Linked DNA regions of Homo sapiens: region 2 is linked to region 1. Evidence: chromatin loops called from intact Hi-C (ENCODE). Cell type or tissue: PC-9. All regions are shown on one strand. Links, peaks and the distances in the headings refer to the core of each region. The heading gives the core; the rest is flanking DNA. Region 1 holds the start of LOC124900275 (extensin-like). Region 2 has its middle 44 kb from the start of LINC01503.

Region 1 (11,767 bases), core at 1-8,000:
AAAGTGCTGGAATTACAGGCATGACCCACTGTGCCTGGCCTGATAAGTGAAATAATTTGATCTCAGCCAGAAGAGCCTGGGGAACTGGTGAAATCGGTCGGATTTAGGGGAGATAACTCCCCCTGGTGAGAAGGCCTTGGTCTAGACACAACCATTTGGTCCTTTCTGGCCGTAGGTCCGTGGTCTCGAACTTTACTATGGTTAAGATGCACCCAAAAGAGCTTGTAAAATGCCAAGTCCCCGGCCCTGTGCACAGAGAGTCTGATTCAGTAGAATCTGAGGGGGGCCCGGGAATCCGCAGTTTAACAACATCCTGTTCCACGAGGTTGGGAATAGATGTTACTGCTACAGTCACTCTGTCGGCTGTATGTCTGTACTGCGTCAAGAGCGGGGAATACTGAGCCAAATAAAACAGATCCAGCCCCGAACACCAGGGAGCCCACCGGGGAACAGGGGTGCGCTCCCTCCAGGTGGACGGGGGAGCTGGAGTTCTGGAGTGAGCAGGTTACCATTGCTGGAATCAAAAGTTTAGAAGAGACCTACTTACTAGATCTGTGAGTGTTGTCACAAGACAGTATCTCTGAGGCTTGAGCCTTGGGACATGGAGGCCTCTGGAGGGAGGGACACAGACTGTTCTGGAAGCAAAGGCTGTTCTGACTGACCCTGCCTGGGCTGGGCACTGGTGGGGACAGGTGAGATGTGGCATGGGGTAGATGATATGGAAGGTGGCATTCCTACTGAGGCAGTTAGTTCAGGGTGCTGCCTGTGGGGTGGGACCTGGGTTTGATCCCAGCTTGTCCTTTCTACCTGTTGTGACCTTGGGCCAGCCTAAGCTTTGTTTCCACCTCTGCAAAGGGATGACAGTTGTGTTGTCCATCTACAGAGGTGAGTTACCGAGGGGCTAATGAAGCTTTAGCTCCTGGGACTGTCATTTACCAAGGCCCTGAGCTTAACCGCCTATTCATAACTTTGCACTATTCTTCTTCAAGTGGGTCCCCAGGATTGTAAAACCTTCAGGCCCCATAAAACCTGGATCTGCCCCATTCACCTAACAGAGTTATTGCAAGTTTTGGTGAAAGAAGACAGGCAAACCCCTAGGCAATCCTGGGTCGCAAACGGAAGCCTCCTTCACTTCTGAGTCTTGGAAGTAGAACGCCTTGACACTCCAGATAAGGGGGACACTTGTCCAGGGAGGGCCAGCTGAGCCCCCACCCCTGTTCTCACTGCCCCGTAGCCCCCATGGCCTCAGGGCTCCAATCTCCCTAGCCCAGACTAGAAGCAGGTTGGAAGGAGAACCCAGGTGGGGATGTGAAGGGCAGAGTCGGGGGAGGCAGCGGAGGTGGGGAGTAAAAGGACTAGATTGAGCCCCTCTGGCTGCCATATGCACGACCTTCTGCAGGGCCAGGCTGGTGAGAAGCCAGCTAGGGGTGAGCGTCCTGAGCAGTGGCCTTGGGGGTGGTGTGGTTTTAATAACGACCTTCAAATGTGTGGGCCCCGGGGAGAGGCAGATTATATGAGACCCAAAGTCGGGGCTTCGAGATGGGGAATACTGGGGGACTGGGCATGTTCCCCTCTATGTAAAGTTTCCCAAGGACAGGACCTCCCTTCGACCGCGCCCCCACAAACTCTCTGCCCAAGCGCCCCATCTCCCAAGTCCTGAAGACCACTGGCAGATGAGGAAGTGGAGGCTCCGAGAGGGCAAGCCGTTGCCTAAGGCCACACAGCAGGGGAGTATAGGATACAAATCCGGATTTGGACCCAGCTGTACCTCGAAATTCCTTCCTGCTCCTAACCCCTCCCTAATACCGCCCTCTGCTGTGGGCGCAGTGGCACGTAGTGGGCTCGCAGTAAGGATGGGGATGAAGGAAGGAAGGAAGGGAAGAAATGCCTAGGCCAGGCTCTTCCCACGCCCCGGTCTCCGCGGCCCGCTCTTTCCAGCTCCGTCGCCCGCCCCCCTCTCCCCTCCCAGTCTAATTGGGAGGTCTCCGAGCCGTCTCTCCCGCTTCCTCAGGTTCCCCCGCGCTCCTCCCGGACCCCACCCCGAGGCAGCTTTCTCACAACGGGATCCTCCCCGGGCGGCGTGGGGACGCCTCCCGACCCCGAGGCCCGGCAGGAGAGCCGCCACCGCGGCCGGGTGGTCTCCGCGTCGCATGGCCCCTGCCGGCCCCCCCGCCCATGGCAGCTACATAATTAATTCGCCCATAAATAACTGATTGGGGTCGCGCACGCGCCCGGTGTCCCTAGGACTGGGATCCCCGTTAGGGTTAGGGGCGTGGGGGGTCGGGGGCCGCGGGGCTGTGCGTGCCGGGGCGCACGGTTTTGCTCCGCGGGCCTCTCTCGCTCCCTCGCGCCGGCTTTTTCCCTTTTTCTCTTTCCTTTTTTTCTTTCCTGGAGCGGAGCCCGGCGCCAGGAGTCTGGAACCAGCTTGACAGGCTTTTGAGTTATGGAGGGGGGAGGGGGAGAGGCGGGCGGCGGGGAGGGGGAAGGGAGGGCGCCGCCGCGGCGTGGGGGCGGGGCCGGCTCCCCGGTTTGGAGACTCGCCCCGACTTTGGGGTCCGCCAGCGGCGGCCGGGCGGAGGGCGGGGGACCGCAATCGTGGGGGGAGTCACCCCGCGGGGCCCGGCGGGCGAAACGGGCCGGGCTTCAGAGCCGCAGTAAATGAGGCCCGGGGCGGGCGGGGGTGGACACGGCCTCGGGGCCACGGCCTCCCCCGCCGAGCAAGGCATTCCTTTCCGCTGAACTGGGCGCCCGGGCCCGCGCCGCGCCCTGCACGCCTCGCGCCCGGCGATCGGGCCCAGGGCGGGGGAGCAGGGAGGCGGCCCCAGCCGGTCGCCGGCGCCCCCAGGCGCTGCTTCCCAGGAGCTCGGCTCCCCGGGATGGAAGGGACTGATACCCAGTTAATGGGCGTGGAGCCTGAGCCCCTGAGGGTCGTCGCTAACGGGGGTCGCTCAGCAGGGCCGGCCTCCGCTGCCTGCCCGGGGTGTCTAATCACCTCTCCGATCCTTTGCCCGGATCTGAGCTTCGTCATTCACGCCCCTCCTCCCTGGCGACTTTGGGCCTGGTGACAGTCCCCCGACCCTCGCAGAGCCAGGGGCACAGTAGGCGCCTTAGCCACTGGCAGAATTTCACCGGCGCTCTGCCCGACGCCCCCAGCCCCAGGGCCGGGCGTGGGTGGAAGTGTCTGGAAGGGTGGGTTCACCAGGGCTGGGCACGTCAGCGGCCCCGTACAGAGAATCCGGTGCCTGGGGTCTCTGGAGGGGGTACTCAGAGTATCCGAGGAGGAGACTCCTGGATGCTAACAGAGCCCCCAGTTAGGAGCAGTCCGCGAGACAGTTGGTAACAGTGCTGGCCTTGCCCGGGCGCCGGAAGGTTCCGTGAGGCCCAGCAAGTCCTGACTTGGCACAGGGCCCAGCACACGGTAAGCGCTCGGTACTTGGTCACTGTTGCTTGATTTTACCATTTCGGAGGGGCTCATCTACGCCTAGCAAAGCCCCCCTCCCGGTGACCCAAGGGGAGCTCCAGAATGTTGAGCGGCTGAGCGGCCTGGCTCCTCCTCTCGACCCCATCGAGCCAAGTGTCGAAATCATCCCAGACGAAGCTGCTGAGCAGAAATTTCCAGTCTCCCTGGCAAAGCTGGGAAGATTTTGGGTGCGGCTCAGAGACGCAGCTGGGTCGGCTCTGTGGGGCCAGGGCTGGGGAGGGACCCCAAGATGTTCTATGAGACCCAAGCAGCACCCCCAACTTGGGTTGGGGGCGTTGGGGGGTGGAGCCTGGCCTCCTGCTGAGCCCCAGAGCTGATACAGCACAGGTAAAAGCCCATTGTTCTCAGTGGTCCACAGAGGCTCAGGGCAGGAGCAAGATCAGGGTTCGGGTGCTGGCGCCACCCCTCGTTTAGCCCCTACCTGGGATCTGAGGGAGCACCCATCCTTGGAATGCAGGATAATAGGGTTGCTGTGAGGATGGAAGGAGACTGTGCCCATGAACACTTGACACAGCTCCCTGCCCTGGGGAAAGCACCCAGGAAATGCGGGCTGTTTGTCTTAGTGATGTTCCACTTAATAGCACTTGCGGTGGCTCCCTGGCCCCCGAGGAGCCCACCTTGCCAGTTCTTGGCCACAAGAGTACGAGCCCCTCTGTCAGGACGGTGGGTCTCATTGAGGCCATCCTTATCCTGAGCAACCTAAAGAACTCACATGGAACTTAGCAAACAGGCAGACCCTTGCCTTGTTCTCAGGGCTGTGTGATCCCGGGTGAGCAACTCGGCCTCTCTGAACCTGGTTCTCCTCTGCAAAACAGAGATGATGGCCTGGGACCCTCTCCCACTACAGGGAAGTAGCATTGGAGGGGGAAGAGACAGGGGGAGCGTCCCAGCACTGCCCAAAATTGGACAGGTGACTTTGGACAAGTCTGAATGAGACTGAATAAGACAAAACGGAGTAACATTAGAGCTTGCTGGCTACTCTCTGCCCTGGGCCGGTGCTAGATGTTTTACATGCACTGTTAATCACTGTTACTCGTGGAGGGAGATTTTATTATTAACTTTCTTTTCCAGATGAGGTAACTGAGGCTCAGAGAGGTTGATTCACTTTCTCAAGGACACACAGCTAGGAAATGATAGAGTCACGATTCAAACCATCATTTGTTGGCTTAGAGCCTGAATCCCTAAAGAAAAAGCAGGCAGGGTGTAGTGGCTCACGCCTGTAATCCCAGCAGTTTGGTAGGCTGAGGCTGGAGGCTCACTTGAGCCCAGGAGTTTGAGACCAGCCTGGACAACGTGGCGAAACCTCATCTCTACAAAAATACAAAAATTAGCCCGGCCTGATGGAGCGCGCCTGTAGTCCCAGCTACTCAGGAGGCTGAGGTGGGAGGATCACCTGAGCCTGGGGAGGTCAAGGCTGCAGTGAACCGTGATCGCGCCCCTGCACTCCATACAGCCTGGACAGCAGGATGAGACTCCGCCAAAAAAAAAAAAAAAAAAAAAAAAAGAGAGAGAGAGAGAGGAAGAAAAAAGGAAAGAAAGAAAGAAGGAAAAAGAGAAAAAGCAACTTTAATTTTTTTAATATAACATTTTAAAGTCCCTACTGTGTGCAGGGCATCAAGGTAGGTGGCAACAAAAACGAAGATGCCAGGACCCCAGCCTTTGAGATGCTCATAGCCGAGTGGGGACACAAGACTTGGAGGAGGCGCTCCTGAGAGTTAGATGTGAAAAGCAGCACCCTAGAGGCGTCCACCAGAGCTGAGGGCACCGGGAGAGAGAGAGGTGGGTTTTGGTGTAGGGGATGGGGAGGGAGGAGAGCTGGTGGGGGAGGCACAGAGGCCAGGGGACAGCAAAGGCTGCTCTTGAGAAATCTCAGTGGAGGGCACTGGGCCATTCCCAGAGGTTGGCACAGCAAAGCCAAAGGCATGGTGGCAGGAGAGGAGGCCATGCTCTGAGGAAGGGCCCGCAGCCCAGCGTCAGGGAGGGTAATGGGGAGGGGAAGGAGAATGGTGTTGCCGAGCCTGGGCCAGCCTGCAAAGGCTGGAGGAAGCTACCTTGCTTTATAAAAATGGGGAGCCATCGAAGGCCTTTGAGCAGAGGTGGATGTCATCCTATGGAAGTTTTACAAAGACAGCTCCATAAGCAGAGAAATGTCCCAGAAATGTACACGAAACCTAGAATGACAGCGTCAGGATGTACTGCATGAACTTTTACAATGCTTCCTTTAAAAAAAATGGTTTTGTGTTTTTTTGTCTGTGTGTGTGTGTGTGTGTGTGTGTGTGTGTGTGTGTGTGTTTGCCCTGTATAGGTATGACTATTCTAACAAAAGAAGGGAGGACATTTTCAAAAGACAGAGGGGAGCCAGGAGGCAAAGAGACACAGGCAGCAGGAGGGAGCCCAGAGCTGGCGGGCCAGGCTGCCCCTCTCACTGCAGGTCTGGCTGTTTGGGTGATGGGCCATCTGGCAGGTCTACAAGGAGCCCAGCAGGCAGGGCGGTGCGGCCTCTGAGATCCCTCTCTTACCTAGAGCCTGAGCCTTGCCTGACCCATGACAGTTTCAGGCTGTTCCCCCTCCTCCCAGCAGTCTGTCCCTACCAAACTCCACTCCATGGGTTAGACTGTGGGACACAGACTGATCCTTAAATCCCATTCTGGGCCAAATGGGGACAGTGATTCCAGAGGCCTCCCTACGTCCGTGAGGACACATCACCCTATGACAGAGCCCCAGCCACCGTGCTAGGTGCTGTACAGGCAGTGTCTCTTGATCTGAATATAAACCTGAAAAAAAAATGTTATTTTCCCAGTTTTGCAGATCAGGAAATAGAGGCCCTCACAGTGAGGAGGGAGGGGGAATTCTCACCCAGGATGGACCCACCCAAGAGTGCGGATGGACCACTAGGCTGTACTGCCTGGGGCCCTTTAGGAGAAAATCCGTCCTCCCAGTCTCCCCAGGTCTCTTGCCTTTGGCCTGCTCTGGTTCCTGTTATAGAATGGGGGCTGCAGGTAGGCACCCCTCTGAGCTAGTCCCCTGTCCTTGGGCCGCCTCTCCTAGGCAAACTCCTATTTAGCCCGTGAAGCCCAATTAAATTATCGCTTCCTCTCCCGAGTCCTCTGGCTGCACCCCTGTCCTCTTCTCTGTGTTCCTGCGGAGCTCCCAAAGGGAGGGGAGAAAAGGCTCAGGGGACATGGCTGGGACACAACTTCCAGCCCAGCCCTGCGTGGGCAGAGAGGAGGGAACAGTCCATCTATTCTAGGCTGGACGTGAGAGGGAGGACGGCCTTGGCTCAACCCGGGGTAAGGCAGGCTGACCAGCCCCTGGGGTTATTTGGCTTGGCAGTCAGAGGAGGACAAGTTGCAGGAGAGAGAATCAAAGATTCAGGCTGCCTAGTGTGGCCACCGCCCCATCAGCCCTAAGATGATCGCAGCCCCTTTCTGGCCACTGAATATGTGGGCACCCCAGACCTCTGTGGCAAGGCTGGGTGAGAGCTGTCTTTTGTGCACAGGTGCCCCTAGTCCCCCACCACTAGTGAGCATTCACACACAGAGGTGAACAGCCCCCTTGTGGGCCTGGAGGCTCCTAGGCCAGGTAGAGATGACCAGAGTAGGGAGCAGAGAATCCCCAGTGCCTAGCACAGTGACTGGCACTGAAGCATTTGTTGGATGAATGAATGAGTGATTGCCTGACCTCAGGCCCAGGGAGGAAGGCCTGGTGTGCAGGGCAGCTCCTGGGAGGCTTCAGGGATGGGGAGAGGACAGAGAGGGACTGGGAGAGCCACAGGAAGGCAGCCTCATCTGATGACTGACTTGGGAGGGAAACAGAATGTGGGCTGTGTTTCTGGGGAAACACCCCCCTGATGCCCGGGCACCCAGGAACTTCCAGGTACCCCCGGATCACCCCAGTGAGGACACTCCACAATTCCCCAGGAGGCATCACAGTGGGGCCGTTAAACCCAGGGACTTGGGATTCAGACACTTCTGGGCTCCAGTCCACCCCTCACTGGCTGGACCAGTTGCCTCAGTTTCCCTATGTGCACGGGGGACGGATAGGACCACGTGCTGCACAGGTTTGCTGGGAAGGCCATATGAGAGGTGCCGGCTCAGCACATCCTGTCTGCCATTGTTACAAACAACAGCACGGGAGAGTCGGGGAGCAGAGTCGGCCAAACGCAAGACCCTGGGCTCTGGCTTCCCTGTGCTACTGACCTATGGGGTGGCTTTGGACAAGGCCCAGCCTTTCTCCAGGCCTTAGTTTCCCCATTTGTACAGTCAGGCCCTGCTAACTTGGACAGACTTTGGCCCTTCTCCAAGCCCCACAGAGACATCAGAGACATGTGCACACACGGCCCTGGGATTGCCGACAGACACACAGGCACACATAGGCACGTACACACAGGCATACAGACACAGGCACAGACTCACACTCGGCCCCTCCCCACTCACACTCGCTCACACTCATGCTCACACTCACACCAACCCCCCTCCCCCAAATCTGCTGCGCACCAACGGTTGGTGCGAGCGGGGTTGAGAACGGGAGGAAAAAAGCCCACGACTCAGCCCGGGAAGAGGGGTGCGGTGGGGGAAGGGCGGGCGAGGGAAATGACAGCCCGCGGTCCCCCTCGAGTCCCGGCTCATGAATATTAATACGGCGGTAATTAAAATGCAGGGACGCAGCAGGATGGATGCGGCTGCCTCCGGAGCGCGGGGGAGCGCGGAGTCTTTGCAGGCGGGTGAAGCCCGCTCCTCGCCGGCGAAAAGCGGGGCCGGGCTCCGGGGCCTGGGTCCGGGGCGGGCGGGAGTGGGGACATTTTTCGTGGTCCCGAGCGTCCCGTCCCGGCGTCCCCGCCCCCGCCCCGCGGCCGCCTCTCCACGCCCTGCCCCGGGCCGCCCGCCAGGCCGCCGTTTCCCGGAGCCGGCCCCCTCCCGCCCTCGCGGCCGGCTGATGTCATCTGCACACAACTTTCCGCTTCCCGGCCCGTCTCGGGGCCCTGAGTCATCGCCGCCCCCGGCCCCGACGCTGGCCTGCGGCGTCTGTTTGTGCAGAGCGAGGCCCCGCCGGCCGGGCTTGACGTCAGGCTGGCAGGGCCTGGAACGGCCCCGCATCGCGGCCCCCTGGGGGCAGGACGACACCGCTGGGGGCCGAGGGCAGGGCACGCCTTCGGAATCCGGCTTCGAAGCCGGCCGCCTGACCTGGGGCAAGTGCTTTCAACTCTCTGAACTTCGGTTCCTCATCTGCCAGTTGGCAGACGCTCAGCAAATCTTCCTAGACTCACGGGGCGAATTGTACAGTTGGGTAAATCGAGGCCCAGAGATGGCAAAAGGACCGTCCAAGGTCGTACAGCCACCCGGAATTACAATTCTTTTCTGCCGGGTCACACGCTGTCATCCACGTGTTACCTAAGAGAGCTTTCCAGCCTGTGCTAAGAAAACTGCCCCACATCATCTGCAGTAGGACGGGGGAGTTGGAGCCCTGGTCAGGCCACTCTGCTACTGACCACAGTTTTCTCATCTCTAAAAAGGCGCAGTAACAATATAATTACCGTATGCAGTCCCCCAGGATACAGGGTCAAAGGAGAGCACAACCATCGCAGTTGGAAGCCCATGGGGCAGGTGAGTCACTGTTGTCACTACTGGGGTCAATTTTTTTTTTTTTCTTTTTGAGACGGAGTCTCGCTCTTTCCCCAGGCTGGAGTGCAGTGGCGCGATCTCGGCTCACTGCAAGCTCCGCCTACCGGGTTCACGCCATTCTCCTGCCTCAGCCTCCCGAGTAGCTGGGACTACAGGCACCCGCAGCCACACCCGGCTAATTATTTGTATTTTTAGTAGGGACGGGGTTTCACCGTGTTAGCCAGAATGGTCTCATCTCCTGACCTCATGATCCACCCGTCTCGGCCTCCCAAAGTGCTGGGATTACAGGCGTGAGCCACCGCGCCTGGGGTCACTATTGAAGTTGGCTAATGTCACTATTGAAGTCAAGTGAGAGAGAGGGCCCTCTTGGAGTCAGACCACCTAGGTTCAAATTCTGGATCCTGCTTCCGGCTCCTTTCCTCTGTCCCCCTTCTCCCCTCGGTGCCCTCCAACCAGTGGGCCTGGGAAAGCGTGTTCATGCTGGAAATGCCTGCCCAGCCCTTGCCCAGTCACACAGAGCAAGTGCCCCAGAAATGTCCTGAACCTCAGTTTACTGAGGGGAAACTAAGAACCTTCTGGCTACAGCTCTTGGGCTGAGCAGGGATTAGGCTCGGGTCTGCGATCCCAGGCCCTGCGGCCTCCCAGAGGCTTGGTTGAGAGCTCTGGCTCTCACTCCCCCACCTCCACCCAGCACCTGCCCCGGTCCAGGCTCACCCCCTACCCCTCCACCTGGTCAGTGGTGGCTCGGCCTCCTCTCAGCCCCTCCACCCCTCCTGGCTGTACACACCCTCAAGCTAACGGAATTCAAACTGGTGGAGGAAGGCCTGCCCTGTCCCTCCCAGCCCCTGCCTCTCCCTCCCTACTCCCAGCCTCACTGGACCACTTTCAAGTCCTCCAGTGCTCCAGGCTCCATCTTCATGCCTCCAGGCCTTTGCACGTGCTGGTCCCTCTCCCATTCTCCTGGTTAACTCCTCCACCTCCATCCGAGCTAGGATCTTCCCCTGGAGAGTGTCCCGGTTAGCACTACCCCACAACACACACACACACCGACATACACGCCCCACATCACAGGGACCACATCCCACACAGGCACAGACACACTGCATGACGCAGATCACAGGCACAAAGGTGCATGCGTGCACACATACACACTCCCACTCCATATGCCAATACACTTATCCCCCTACTCCCACATCACACAGACGGTTCCACACACTCCTCACACGCTCTGGCCACACAGTAAACACACACAGACCACAGAGCTCATGTCTGGGCTGCCCTGGTGCCCTCCTCTGGGCTCGTGCCCCCAGCCTCAGCATTTACCCCCCATTGAGGGCAGGGACCCACCCAGCTCCGTTTTCCTCCATTTCAGCTCAGGGCCCTGCACCAAGTCTCTCCCAGTTGTTGCTTGGACCCGGACTCCTCCCACAGTCACCACTGTCACAGTCCCACCTCCTTCAAGGTCTCAAACACCCCTCCCCTGTTTCTGGCAGGAGCCGTCCTCACTCCCTCTATTGCCTCTCCAGACCCAGACTTCACCCTCAGGTCACCCTCACCTGGACTTTGGGGTGCCCCACACCCCGCCCCAGGCCCTGGCCTCTGGAATATTTGGAAACTTGAACTGGGCCAGAGGCTTAAGCTCACATCTGTCTGGAGCCTCAACTTTCTCCTCTGTAAAATGGGCTAACACTGAAAGAACCTTGCAGAATCTCAGCAACGTCACAGAGGACATTGTTAGCACAGCCAGCGGGCTCCTGCTGGGCTGAGTTTGTGGGTAATCCAAGCCTCGGCAGGTACAGTTCCTCCCTCAGGTGAGTGTTCCACCCCCAAGTGAGCATCCTGCTGCCCTTCCTGCAAATCAGGCCCCTGGGACACTTAGTGCTGAGCCTTGGGGGTGGGGTATTTGATCGGGGTTCCTGACAAGTGGCTGGGTTGTCTGTTCCCTCTCTTCAGAGGGAGCCTCCATGGGTGGCCTGGGCTCACATCGGCTCCTCCAGTCCAGCAGAGCACCCCCCCCTGGCTGCCCAGCTTGTTGAGAGAACTTGCTGAGCAGGACAGTGAGCCCTTCCTGGTGGGGAACCGGAATCAGGAGAAGACAGAGGGGAGGTGGCAGGCCCCAGGATGGAGGGAGGGCAGCTGAGCTGCCTGCCCTCATCCTCCCTGCCCTTCAGGTATTAGGGCCCTTCCCATGGCCCAGTAGGAACCCAGCGGCTCACCTGAGCCCGGACTAAGGATGGGGCATTTTACCCCATATGCAGAGATGAGAAACAGAGGCCCAAGGAGGGAAGGGACTGAACACAGGGTGGAACAGCCCTGGGCTGCGCCTGTGTTTCCATCCGCCTTCCTCCTGCCTGTGCTCGAGTCACGTGCTGGTGTGCAGGGAACAGGAAGACAGCCGCTGCCCTCACAGGCTCAGGGTCTAGCAGAGTCCACAGTGACCACAGGCGAATAAACAAAGGCAGTGAGACAGAGGTGGGCAAGGAGAGGTGCTGGGATGGGGAGCAAGGGGGTACCCATGCTCATGGGTATGAACACATGGACCCATATACCCATATGTATGTCCCAGAGTTTCTTCCAGAACTTTTTTTTTTTTCCCAAGACAGAGTCTTGTTCTGTAGCCCAAGCTGGAGTGCAGTGGCACGATCTCGGCTCATTGCAACCTCCA
Region 2 (12,557 bases), core at 4,558-12,557, 100 kb before region 1:
GGTGTGATCACAGCTCACTGTAACCTTGAACTCCTGGGCTCAAGCAATCCTCCTGCCTCAAGCCTCCCCAGTAGCTAGGACTAAAGGCATGTGCCACCACACCCAGCTAATTTTTAAAATTTTTTTGTAGAGACAGGGAGTCTTGCTATGTTGCCCAGGTTGGTCTCAAATTCCTGGTCTCAAGTGATCCTCCTGCCTTGACTTCCCAAAGTGCTGGTATTATAGGCATGAGTCACTCCATCTGGCCCTCTTTATCTTTGTGGGCTACATTCTGGGTAATTTCCTCAGTTCTGTCTTTCAGTTCATGAACACTTCTTCAGCTGCGTCTTATCTGCTATTTAACCAAGGCATTGAAATTTATTTTCAGTGGCTACGGTTTTCCTTTCAAGAAGATCTTTGTTTTTCCTTCAACTTTGCCTCTTATTTTTGTTTGTGTTGTTTTCTTTTCTTTTGTTTTCTATTTTTGAGACAAGGTCTGGCTCTATCACCCAGGCTAGAGTGCAGTGGCGTGATCTCGGGTCACTGCAACCTCTGCCTCTCAGGCTCAAGCCATCCTCCCAACTCAGACCCCTGAGTGGCCGCTGGGACTACAGGCGCTCACCACCATGCCTGGCTAATTTTTATACTTTTCATAGAGACAGGGTTTCGTCATGTTGGCCAGGCTGGTCTTGAACTCCTGACCTCAAATGATTCGCCTGCCTTGGCCTCCCAAAGTGCTGGAATTATAGGCGTGAGCCACTAGGGCTGGCTGCCTCTTTTTTCATGGTGTCTTTTCATTTTCTTATTTTTTTTCTTTTAATAATTTAAAGCACACTTCTTTTGTAGTCTCTTTCGGAGTGTGCTCTTATCCCAATTTCTTGGTGGTCTAATCCTCTTCTTGTTTTGTCTGCTGACACTCCCTGTTGAGGATCAGTTCATTTTGCGGTTTGCATTTTTAGCTGTGAGCTCCTGTTCAGCGAGGATCTTGCTTTTTGTTGGGTTCTCAGCTACAGAATGGCTTCTTGCTCCAGTTGCCTCCTCCCAAACTCCAGTACTGGGTGATCTCCCATTTTTTCTTTCAAGATCAATTTTTTTTTGTTGTTGTTGTTAAATTTTGTCCATATTCCTCAGCAGGAGCAGTGTCAACATTAGCTCAGTCTGCTAGGTTAGGTTAGTCAAATTTAATAGATGATAAAGACATCATTTAAAATCAGTAGGGAAAAGATGAGCTATTTATTAAATGGTATTAAGACAACTGTTCAATATCTGGGGGCGGAGGGAGGCTGTTAGCCTTAACATACACCATAACTAAAATAAATTGCAGACAAAACGAAAACTTAAATATAAAAGTGGAACTATAAAAGTGCTAGATGAAAAGAATGTGATGGGAAAGGCCTGTTTAATTATTCAACGGATGGTAAAATCCTCCTGAAGCTTTGCTACGAAAAAGTTTGAAAGTTATGTACATGGAAGAACTACGAAAAAAAGCCCTAAAAAGTAAGTGACCAATTAAGAAGATATTTACAAGAGATGATAAAGGCTCAATATCCTGCATCTACAAAGAGCTCTCACATATCCATTAGAAGACAGTGAATACCTAATAGGGACATATGCAAAGGACATGAATTAGTAATTCACAAAATAAGAAATAAAAAAAGCCAACAAGCATATGAGAGTAGGTTCATCTTCACTAACAACAAAAGAAATACATGTTAAAACAAGTTATCCTTTTACCCTATCAAATTGGCCAAAAATTTCAAAAAGATTAAAATATCCTGTGTGGTGAAGGAAAAGGGGTTCTACAGAATCCCTCTTCCCTTGGTCTCAAACTCCTGACCTCAAGCAATCCTCCCATCTTGGCCTCCCAAAGTGCTGGGATTATAAGCAGGAGCCACCGCGCCTGCTGTCTTATTTGGAAAAAGGTACATTTTGTCAATGTAATTAAGGTAAGAATTATTTATTTATTTATTTATTTTGAGATGGAGTTTTGCTCTTTTTGCCCAGGCTGGAGTGCAATGGCGCGATCTCGGCTCACTGCAACCTTCACCTCCTGGGCTTAAATGATTCTCGTGCCTCAGCCTCCTGAGTAGCTGGGACTATAGGCGTGCGCCACCACATCCGGCTAATTTTTTGTACTTTTAGTAGAGATGGAGTTTCACCATGTTGGCTAGGCTGATCTCAAACTCCTGACCTCAGGTGATCCACCCGCCTCAGCCTCCCCAAGTGCTGGGATTATAGGCGTGAGCCACCACTCCCAGCCAGGATTTTTTTTTTTTTTTTTTGAGTCAGGTTCTCACTCTGTCATCCAGGCTGGAGTGCAGTGATACAATCATAGCTCACTGCAGCCTCAAACTCCAGGACCAAAGCAATCCTCCCACTTCAGCCTCCTGAGTAGCTGGGAAAGCAGGTGTGTGCCACTATGTCCAGCTAATTTTTCTATTTTTTGTAGAGATGGGGGGTGTCACTGTGTTGTCCAGGCTGTTCTCAAACTCCTGAGCTCTAGCAATCCTCCCACCTCTGCCTCTCAAAGTGCTGGGATTACAGGTGTCAGCCACCTTGCCTGGCCAAGTTAAAGATCTTGAAATGAGGAGGTTATCCTGGAATAAGACACTTGGGGAGAAGACAGACAGACAGATAGAGGAGGAGACTGGAGTGATGAGTCCACCAGTCAGGAATACCAGCCCTGAGAAAAGCTGGAAAATGCAAAGAAGCATTCTTCCCTCTAATCTTGGGAGGGAATGCAGCCTTGATGACAGCTCGATGTTGGGCTTTGAGCCTCCAGAGCTGTGAGAGAATGAATTTCTGTTGTTTTAAGCCATCGAGTGCGTGGTCATTTGTCTGACAGCCCTAGGAAGCCAATACAGAGTGTCATCGGGACATTTTGGAGGGTAATTTGGCAGAATGTAGCACAGGCCCTAAAACGTGCATCTCTTTCCTTCTAGAAATTTCTCAAGATTAATAATTGAGAATTTGTCAAAGATCCCTTAGCAAGGACATTCACCGCAGCCTTCTTCTTTAAAGGAAGTTGAGTAAACAACCTATATGTTCAATAATAGGATGGATTGAATAAACAATTGTTTAGCTGTATAATGATAAAGATTAAAAATAATCATAGCCACAGCCAATAGTGTGCTTTCGACGGACTCCACATGAAAGGAGTGCTTCCTGCCCGTTTTCTTATGTAATTCTCACCACAATGCTATAACGCAGGCTTTAGTAACCCCATCTCCCAGAAGAGGACCACACTGAGGTCAGAGGGTGTAGCCACCAGTCCAAGGTCACATAGCAAGGGGCCAAGATTCTGACCCTAACCCTTGTGCTATGCCTTTACCACCCAACAAGACAGATCATGGTGCAGCCTTCAGATACCAAGATGCTGACGACAGGTCTTTACACAGAAGGATGTCGGTGGCATAGTGTTGGGTGGAAAAAGCAGTCGAGCACGTACCATTTTTGCAAAAATAAAAAGCACATTCAGTGTGCAGAGAAAAAAAGCCTGGAAGGATTTACTGTGCACGTTAGCAGGGAGGTTACCTCTGGGGATGGATTCAGTGATTTTTATTTTCTACAATGAGCACATACAGCTCTTGTCGTCAGGGCAAAATATTAAAAGACAAAACAGCGCTGGCGGTTGGACTGACCACGCCTGCCTCTGAGGTGGTTCTGGGAGGTGAGAAAGAGCCCGCTGCAGCCCAGCCGGCCTGGACCCCGGCGTCTGGCTCTCCCCTGCCCTTGGTCTTCTCCCCAGCACTGTCCGTACCTTCCCTGCACCTGTGCTTCTGCGGGCATCGATTTTTCCATCCTTCAGAGAAGCGCCTGAGGAAAAGGAAAGAGCATCTTCGGATCAATGAACACAGCCCTGCAGCCAGGGGTGGGGGTGGCCGCGGGCCGCGCCTGCTTGTCACTGCCGGGTCCAGGATTTGAGGGGGGCTCAGCGGGGGAAGGCGAGACTGGCTGGGCTGCCCAGGGCGGCGAGTGTGTGTGTGTGTTGGGGGGCGTGGGGAGTGGTGGAGGGTAGGTGTGGTGGGGGTCTATGTGAGGTGTGGAGTCGGGGGGTTACATACACGTGTGTGGTGGGAGATGGGTGAGCATCCAGGGTTGCATCAGGGAGGGGGTGTCGTGGGCTTCCTCCGAGGGGCTGCTCTTTGCCTAGAGGAGCAAGGAGCGGTGCAACCTCCTCTGTGAAACACAGTCTCCCACTAACTCAGTTCACAGCTCTGTGAGGAGGGGCTGGTACACACCCATTGCCCAGATGGGGAAACCGAGGGCTGCGTGTGTTCGTGGTGGGGGCGGGGAAGAGGTGGATGGAGAGGGCAAAACGGCATTGTTTGTGTCAACTGCAGAACAGAATCTTGTATTCAAGAGGCAGTCTCGTATTTGAAAGGCACTCACCTGTTCTGGGCACTGGGAGATGAGTGGGTGGGGACAGAGAGGGGGCAGCCGAGGCTCCCTCAGGAGCTCACAGTGGGTGCAGGGGGTGGAAAAGGAATGCTCCTGGGCCTATCGGGTCAGTAAACCCAGACTCTACATTTGCTAGGCCTGTCTGAGCCTCACCCCAGCCTCTTCTTTCCTGGCCAGATCCCTTCCCGACATGTCATGTGCCCAAACCCTGGACCCCTCACTCCTGCTCATTCCGGCAGCCCCCACAGATGGCTCTCAGGCCCCAGAGCTCTCTGTGCTTCTGTTCCAGGGCAACAGGAACAAATGCCCTACGAGAGCTTAATTCCCTGCTTACCGTCTGCTCCCCTCCCTGCCCCCGGTCTAGTCTATGAGCTCCTCTGGGGCAATCGGGCTGGGACTGTGGGGCCCTCCTGGCTCAGTCTGCATTGCCCGTTGCCTGGCCTGGCACCAAAAATGGCTCAACATACATTTATTGCATGAATGAATGAACCATGATCATTGCTAAGGAAAGAAATGTGCAGATGGCCTGCTTTGGGGTTCAGTGTGCGTGTACTGCGTTGGTGTCCACGTGCACGTGCAGCATGTGTGTACCCCTAGGCACACACGTGGTGTGTTGCATTCATGTGAATCCATGTGTGTGTGTTTGTGTGTGCACGCACATGCATACAGTGCTTGCTTGTGTGTGCAGGTGTGCGTTCACATGTCCATGCCAAGGTGCATGCATTTTTATATGCCAGCGTGTGCATGTATATGTTTACCTGTGCACACTCTGTGTGCAAGGAGTTAACATATCTTTCTCTCACGTTTTGCTCTCCCCCTGACCTGCATCCTGCAGCCTACCTTTCTGCCTTGTATTTTTTGAGACAGGGTCTCACTCTGTCATGCAGGCTGAGAGCAGTGACACGATCACGGCTCACTGCAACCTCAACCTCCTGGGCTCAAGCCATGCTCCTGCCTCAGCCTCCCAAGTAGCTAGGACCACAGCTGTGCGCCATCACATCCAGTTAATTTTTTTCTTTATTTTTTTTAATTAACTACTTTATCACAAACAAATACTTTGCTTTTTTTGGCGGGGGCGGGGGGCGGCGGGGAGAAGGATATCATTAGTTACAGCATCTGACTTTGCCCTGTACATGGTCCAGAAAATGCAGGTTGCATCCAGCTTGCAGGGCATCCGAGGGCACTCATCTTTCTTCCATTTGTTTTCATCCAGATCAAAAGCAAGAATGGAATCCCTGAGATAACTATTATAACAAAGGCCTCCAAGAACTATTATTTTTCTGTGCAGTGCAGTCACACCATGGCTACTCCTGCCAATTGGCATGGATGCCAAGATGGTCCACTGATCAGTCTCTGGGCTATATACGTCTGTGGAAGGGCATCCCTGAGATTCCAAAGAGGCCCTCAAGATCACGCAAACAGCGCCAAGGACAGAAAGAAAATCCTGGGCCAGGCATGGTGGCTCACACCTGTAATCCCAGCACTTTGGGAGGCTGAGGTGAGCAGATCACTGGAGGTCAGGAGTTTGAGACCAGCCTGGCCAACATGGTGAAACCCCATCTCTACTAAAAATACAAAAATTAGCTGGGCATGGTGGTGGGTGCCTGTAGTCCCAGCTACTCGGGAGGCCGAGGCAGGAGAATCACTTGAATCAGGGAGGTGGAGGTTGCAGTGAGCCGAGATTGCACAACTGCACTCCAGCCTGGGTGACAGAGTGAGACTCTGTCTCGAAAAAAACAACAACAAAAACAAAACAAAACAAAACAAAAAACCAAACATTTCTGAATAATTTTTTATTATTTGTAGAGATGGGGTTTCACCCTGTTGCCCAGGTTGGTCTCAAACTCCTGGGCTCAACTGATCCTCTGGCCTCGACCTCCCAAAGTACTGGGATGACAGGCATTGAGCCACCTCATCTGGTCCCTTTCTGCTTTCTGCATTCTCCAATCCCAGTCCCTGCCCCTCCCACCTCCAGCAACAGTCCCCACAAAAGACTCCAGCTCCACCTGACATACCAGCCACATACCATGGCTATGCTCAAGCTCCTGGAGCCTGCATCTGCCTGGAGGAGGCGTCAAGCATGCAATCTTGTCTGGATGCCTGCCTCTCTCAGTCTCCTCATCTGTAAAATGGGGTTAAGAGCCCTGTGCTCACAGCACTGCTTTGTCAAAAGGATGCACACGAAGGGCTTGGGCCAGCACCTGGCACAGAGCGAGCGCTCAAGAAATGCTACTGCCGGGACACTAGTGACGGCGGTGATGATGGCGATGACCCTCCTCTGGTGGTGGCAAATGAGGGTGATGAGGCTCAGCCTTGCTGCGTCCAGGGGACTTCAGGAGGGGCTGGGAAAGCCCCTGGGGGAGCCAGAAGATCAACCCCTTCTCTGGGCCATTGTGTTTCTGGATAATGGGTGGAGGTGGGAAACGAGAAAGGTGCAGGCGCTTGAAGAGCAAAGGCTCCTCCTAGAGCCGCTTCTCCAGCCTGCTGCAGCCAGGCCTGGGTTCCCCATGGCAGCTCCCCCTGCCCTCTCCACGCCAGTCCTGTGTGAGGCATGCACTTGAAATCAAACCCAAATTCCCCTCTGCAGCCTGCATGCCCCTCCTGGCCTCTGCTCCTCTGCTCAGCCACACAGCACGTTCTGTCCCTCAGGGCCTTTGCATAGGCCTGGGGTACTCTGTCCCCGGGCTCCCTCCTCCGGGAGGGCCTTACTCCCCATGCGCTCCCATCTGTTTACCTGGCTCTTCGTGTCTTCCGCATGTGGCTGAGCTCCCAGCGCAGTGGAAGGCTCTCAGTAAAGATCTGTGGGATGGTAGGGGCGGAAGGGCGGTGGCCCTCTCTCTGGCTCCCCGGATTCCAGTCCTCACAGCCCATTAGTAAGCACCTACTGTGTGCCAGGGCCCAGCCCAAACTAGCCAGTGGGGTGACCTTGGGCAGGTGGCACCACCTCTCAGACCCCTAGTCTGTCCATCTTTAGCATTAAAGGAGGCACAAGTCCCCGAGGGCTCCCCACTTTGGTTTTTTTTTTTGTCTTTTTTTTTTTTTTTTTTTTTGAGATGGAGTCTTTCTCTGTTGCCCAGGCTGGAATGCGGTGGTGCGATCTCGGCTCACTGCAGCCTCTGCCTCCTGGGTTCAAGGAATTCTCCTGCCTCAGCTTCCTAAATAGCTGAGATTACAGGTGTGTGCCACCACACCCAGCTAATTTTTGTATTTTCAGTAGAGACAGGGTTTCACCATGTTGGTTAGGTTGGTTTCAAACTCCTGACCTCAAGAGATCCACCTGCTTTGGCCTCCCAAGTGCTGGGGTTGCAGGCGTGAGCCATGGCGCCCGGCCCCTATTTTGATTTTGATGGTGGGTCTAGGCTTTCTGCAACTGGGCAGTCTGCAGAGCTCTGTGGGGCCTCTGGGGTCTGCAGCTTCCTGGGCACCCCCCAGACTCCCATGTGGCTGCCTTTGCTGAGAGCACCCTCCCTGCTTCTCCTGGTGCCTCCAGGGGACACCCCCTGGCTCAGGCCTCCTTCAGAGCTGTCCTCACACCCCATTTTGATTGTTTACCCCTCTGTCTCCCACTGGGCTATGACTGGGACAAGGCATTTTCTTTTTGCATCCTAGCTTAGTTGGGGACACCCTGTGTGGCCAAGTGTCCCCAGGCTCACCCAGCTGAAACAAGATCTGGGAAGGGTCTGGCAACCCTCCCACCAATAGCTTCCCAATGGGAAGAAGCCACACCCTTCTGTGTCTGTTGAGAAGCTTTGGGGCTGTTTACTGCCCACCAAGCTCTCGAAACTGTGGCTCTCGAAACCCAGAGGGAAGGGGAGCCTTATCACTAGTCATGGCTTCTGCTTGATATCTGTCCAAAAGGCCTGACTTCATCAGCCAACAGGCATCCCAGCCTTTTCTGTTAAGTTGGGGTCTGTTTCCACACTGAGAGTCCCTGGGGGGCCTCTGGAGTGGGGATGCAGGCATGGCAGAGCACTAGGTGGGCACCCAGCTTCTCAGACCTCTCTCTTTTCCCACCCAAGCTCCAGGGGCAGAAAACAACCCACACCTGCCAGAAACCTGACCAGGCTGCAGAGCTGGAAAAGCTGGTTTAGTGCAGGGAGGGTGGGGGCAGGGAGGCGGGCAGGGTGAGCCCTTCTGAGGCTGCCAGGCGCTGCTCACATCAGCCGACTGGCCGTTGGCCTCTCAGGACTGTCACTTGGAAGTTCCTTCTCCAAGAGATGGCTATTGCCAAAGTCATCTGTGCAGTGACCACTGCAGGGCCTGGGCGCTCCCGGGAGCCGCAGCGCAGGGACAGTCCGTGCAGACGGGTGGCGGGGGAGGCGGGGGAGGGCAAAGGCCTCCACTCTGCAGGTAGCCCGGGCCTGGTGGGCGAAAGGACTCAAACGCCAGAGCTCTCTGACCCTCGGCCGCCAGGGTTCAAGGCTGGGCCCAGCCGCGCTTTGCCGGGGTCCAGGGCGTGAAGGATCGTGGGGGACCCGATGGATCCTGGGGCGCCCGCTGGGGGCCTCGCGCGGGGACCTCCCGGCTGCTTGAGAGGCGGAGGCAGCAAGAAGCAGGAAAAGGAACTGGGGGGACGCGAGCGAGTGGCAGGCCCTCCTCGGTGGCCGCCGAGCGCGCGCCCAGCTTGGGGAACGCGCTGCCTGCGCACCCGGGCGCGCCCGGGAAGGCCGGCTCGCTGGCACCGCGTCAGTTTCCGAGCTGTCTGTGCATGTCTATTTCTTTCACTAGAGGTTGCTCACTTTCACTTCTTGGTTCCTTTCGCCTCCTCTGACGGCTCCGGGAGCGTCTGTGCGCGCGCGTGTGTGCGTGCCCGTGTGCCCGCGCGCGACCGGCGACCCCGCCCCGCGCCCCTGTCCCTAAAGGGAAGGGCGTCCCGCCGGGCGTCGCGGGGCCTAAATGAACATGGGAACCTGCGCTGGGGAAGGCCCGCCAGGCCCTGCTGGCCCAGGAGGCCCGGATTACAGCCCAGTCTGCGTCGCTGCGGGCAGAAGACCGCGTTCATTACCGGTGCCCCTCGTCCCCACCCACTTCTCTCTCTTTCTGGGTCTCCAGACAACCTTCCCGGAAGCTGCAGCTACTTCTTCTGACTTGGACTGGGGGTAGGGTAGGGTAGGGGGCGCTTTCTGCCACCCCTTTCCCCCATCCCAAGGAAACCGAGGCCAGTATGGACGGGGCCTTGCTCCACTGAACAGGAAGCGACACCCTGAAACTTTTGCTTGAGCAAGTGAGGTTTGGATGGGACCGAGAGGGACCTCCGCAGCTTCTCCCCTCCTCCCCACCCACTCCTTACAGTTCTTTTACACACCCTGTTCCTGGGCCCTACCTCAGGGCCTTTGCACGAGCTCTGGGCTCCAACAGGCCAGAGACCTCTATTCCTCACTAATTGACCTTAGGCAAATTCCTTAACCTCTCTGAGCATCCATTTTCTTGGCTGTAAGATGGGCTCAGAATAAGATGTTTGAGGGTTCAAGGTGATGACCAATACAGAGCACAGGACCAGGCACTTAGGGCAGAGCAAAGGACATGCGTTGGGCCAGGGCAGTTGTGGGGATTATACAGACGCTTCCCTCGCCTGGGGTCCCTCCACTCTCTCCAGGGAGCCTCTTCACCTTCCACCCACCCGCAGTCCTCAATGGCTGACTTTCACTTGGTACGATTCCCTGCCCCAATCCCTGCTGTGAGGACCATCCGGTGGAAATAGAAAGAGGGCCAGGTCTGAAGGCTGGAGAGCTGGGTTCAAATTCTGGCCAGTTCTGTCTGGCTGTGTGATTATGTGCAAGTTGCTAGGCCTCTCTGTGCCTGAACTTTTTTCTCTGTGAAACTGAGGCAGAAGGCTGCCTGGCCTGCATCTCAGGGCCCTCAGAGGATGAAGCAGAGCGCGGTGGGATGTCATTCCAAGCAGTGAAAAGCCTCAGACAGAAGCATGTCGCCACTGTCATTTACACCCGTCCTTGCAGCATGGATTCAGGCTTGAGGAATCAGCTTGTCAACCCCATCAGAGAGGTCCCTGCCTCCTGTGCTAATGGGAGGTGGCTGGAAGGCCACTTCCAAGAAATTTGCAGCTTGATGGGCTCTACCACTCACATGTAGCCTTGGACATCAGTTCCAACAAGGAGGGTACTTGAGGCACGGTGACAGCCCCAAAAGGGAGTGTCCTGGGAAAAGAAGCAATGTGTACTTCTCCAATGAGTAAGGCCTTGGCCAGGGACCATGGTGCGACCTTCCTCAACCCTGCCACCCGGCACCGACATTGACTCTCCCTCACCCCACATACTCCCTCCTGGGCACCAGCCCCCGAAAGGACCCAATGTAGTGGCTCCATCCAGATCTCCCATGCCCCTGTATCAAAGCTGCCATCTTTCCCCCAAGTTCACTGCTCCTCAGTTACTGACGCCATCACCCACCCGATTCTTCAAGCCGCAGGCTCATGGTCCACTGGTTTTCTCAAGACAGAAGCACTGACATTGATTTTGCTATATGCGTACTGTAAAACCACAGACGATATAAAACATGTGCATTGGAGAATGAAAGTTCCCTCATTATATGCCCTCCTGAAATCGCCACATTTCACAGTTTGGTGAATTCCTGTATCAGTTTAAACTCTGTGTTACAACAGACAGAAAATCCAACCAAGATAGGAAATAATGGGCTCATGTAAGGAAATGATGCAGAGGTGATAGTGGGTTTCAGGCATGGTTTGATCCAGAGGCTCATGATGCTGTTGGGGCTCTGTCTTGGCTTCTCTGCAGTTCCCGTCCCTTTGCCTTCCTAACAGTATCAGCTGGGCCCATTCAGGGTGGTGCAGTGACTGCTGGGGTCCCAGAGAGTCTGTCCTCAACACTGCACCATCAGGCACAAGATGGATTCATTTGCTCCTGAGGATAAGTGAGGAAATCTGTTTCTCAGAGGTGCGCTCATCCACTCTGGGGAGGGTCAGAGAAGACTTCCTGGAAGAGGCAAGGCCTAACCTGAGTTGGTGTCTCCTCCTTTACATATGCAAAAGCAAAGTCCCCTTTCACCTTTATGAAACTTGGAGCTCAGAAGTGTTAAGCGATGGGGTTGAAGAGGCTGAAGTGACCGTAGGGCCGTGTGCATGAAAGTCAAAGGCAGATGGGGCTAGGCTGGAGCACCAGGCTGTGTGGCCTCAGGAAAGCAGGACCTGTGGAACAAAGGCACACGAGCCTCCGGATTTATTAGGAGGGATAGGCCCAGCCCCCAAATGCACTCCAGGATTTGTTTATATTATTGTTATTGGAGGCTTTGTCATTATTGCCACTTCAATAGAGCCCTCGGCACAGTGCCAGGCACCCAGCAGGCACTTAGGATGTAACAGCTGGGATCCTGGCCAGGCGTGGTGTCTCACATCTGTAATCCCAGAACTTTGGGAAGCCAAGGCGGGTGGATCACCTGAGGTCAGGAGTTCGAGACCAGCCTGGCCAACATGGCAAAACCCCTTCTCTACCAAAAATATAAAAATTAGCCAGACGTGGTGGCAGATGCCTGTAATCCCAGCTACTCGGGAGGCTGAGGCAGGAGAATCACTTGAACCTGGGAGGAAGAGGTTGCAGTGAGCTGAGATTGCGCCATTGCACTTCAGCCTCGGCGACAAAAGTGGAACTCCGTCAAAAAAAAAAAAAAAAGCTGGGATCCTGATTTTCATCCCCAGCTCCCTGGGGCAGAGCAGGCTGTGGCTGGGCCCACCTGAAACCCACCCCTCCGGAGGAATGACAACCTTCACCATTAATGAGCAGACAAAATGTGCCATGGGACAGGCTCAGGCAGAGCCAGTCTCCCTGGCAGCGTCCTTCCTGCACATCCCCTCACTCTCCACCCCCACCTCCCAGAGGGAGGGGGATTTCCAGGCTGGGGTAAGTCCTCCTGCTCCCTCCATCCATCTGATCCTGGCTATGCGTCTGGCTGTCCGGCCATCCTTCTTCTTCCCTGGCAGACAAGCCATTAAGCACCGGTCCCCCAAAGCACCGGCCTGCAGCCTCAGCACCAAGTGCATTTGCTGCCATTAGCAAGAAGCCCCGGCCAGGCTAGTCTGGTTTAATGCACAGCCCACTTCATCCCTACTCCCTGGGGACTGCTTGTCAAAACTCCATCCATTGAGGAATAACAGAGCCTGAGAAGAAAAGATGGGGGCTCCAGGACCCAACATGGACAGTCGTGTAGGT

Evidence for each region. A loop is a pair of places that touch in the nucleus more often than their neighbours do. Peaks named below come from ENCODE experiments on the same cell type or tissue, not always from the same donor. Only the 100,000 strongest peaks of a DNase experiment are listed, where the experiment ranks them.
Region 2: it touches region 1 in a loop (14-fold over the local background); 12 of 110 quality-filtered maps call a loop at or near these places.

Annotation. Positions count from the first base shown.
Region 1 is chr9:129,480,216-129,491,982 of GRCh38, forward strand. LOC124900275 (extensin-like) reads left to right here and starts at 9,734. Exons shown (of 4, transcript XM_047424330.1): 1 at 9,734-10,913. The coding sequence starts at 10,266. The coding sequence ends at 10,868. It overlaps LINC00963 (long intergenic non-protein coding RNA 963), which reads left to right and starts at 8,445. Exons shown (of 5, transcript NR_038955.1): 1 at 8,445-9,084. RefSeq lists silencers at 5,895-6,189, 8,291-8,650, 9,655-9,949 and enhancers at 6,303-6,962, 7,623-8,282, 9,603-10,262, 10,263-10,922, 10,923-11,581. In PC-9, for the core only: no CTCF peak of the experiment used is centred there; DNase peaks (open chromatin) are centred at 2,396, 3,576, 3,936, 6,786 and 2 weaker places; H3K4me3 peaks cover 3,773 bases; H3K27ac peaks cover 6,043 bases.
Region 2 is chr9:129,374,653-129,387,209 of GRCh38, forward strand. No RefSeq gene overlaps it. Among named protein-coding and RNA genes, the nearest start is that of LINC01503, 44 kb to the left of the region's middle. RefSeq lists silencers at 8,805-9,024, 9,175-9,294. In PC-9, for the core only: no CTCF peak of the experiment used is centred there; DNase peaks (open chromatin) are centred at 8,149, 8,509 and 9,109; H3K4me3 peaks cover 2,225 bases; H3K27ac peaks cover 2,629 bases.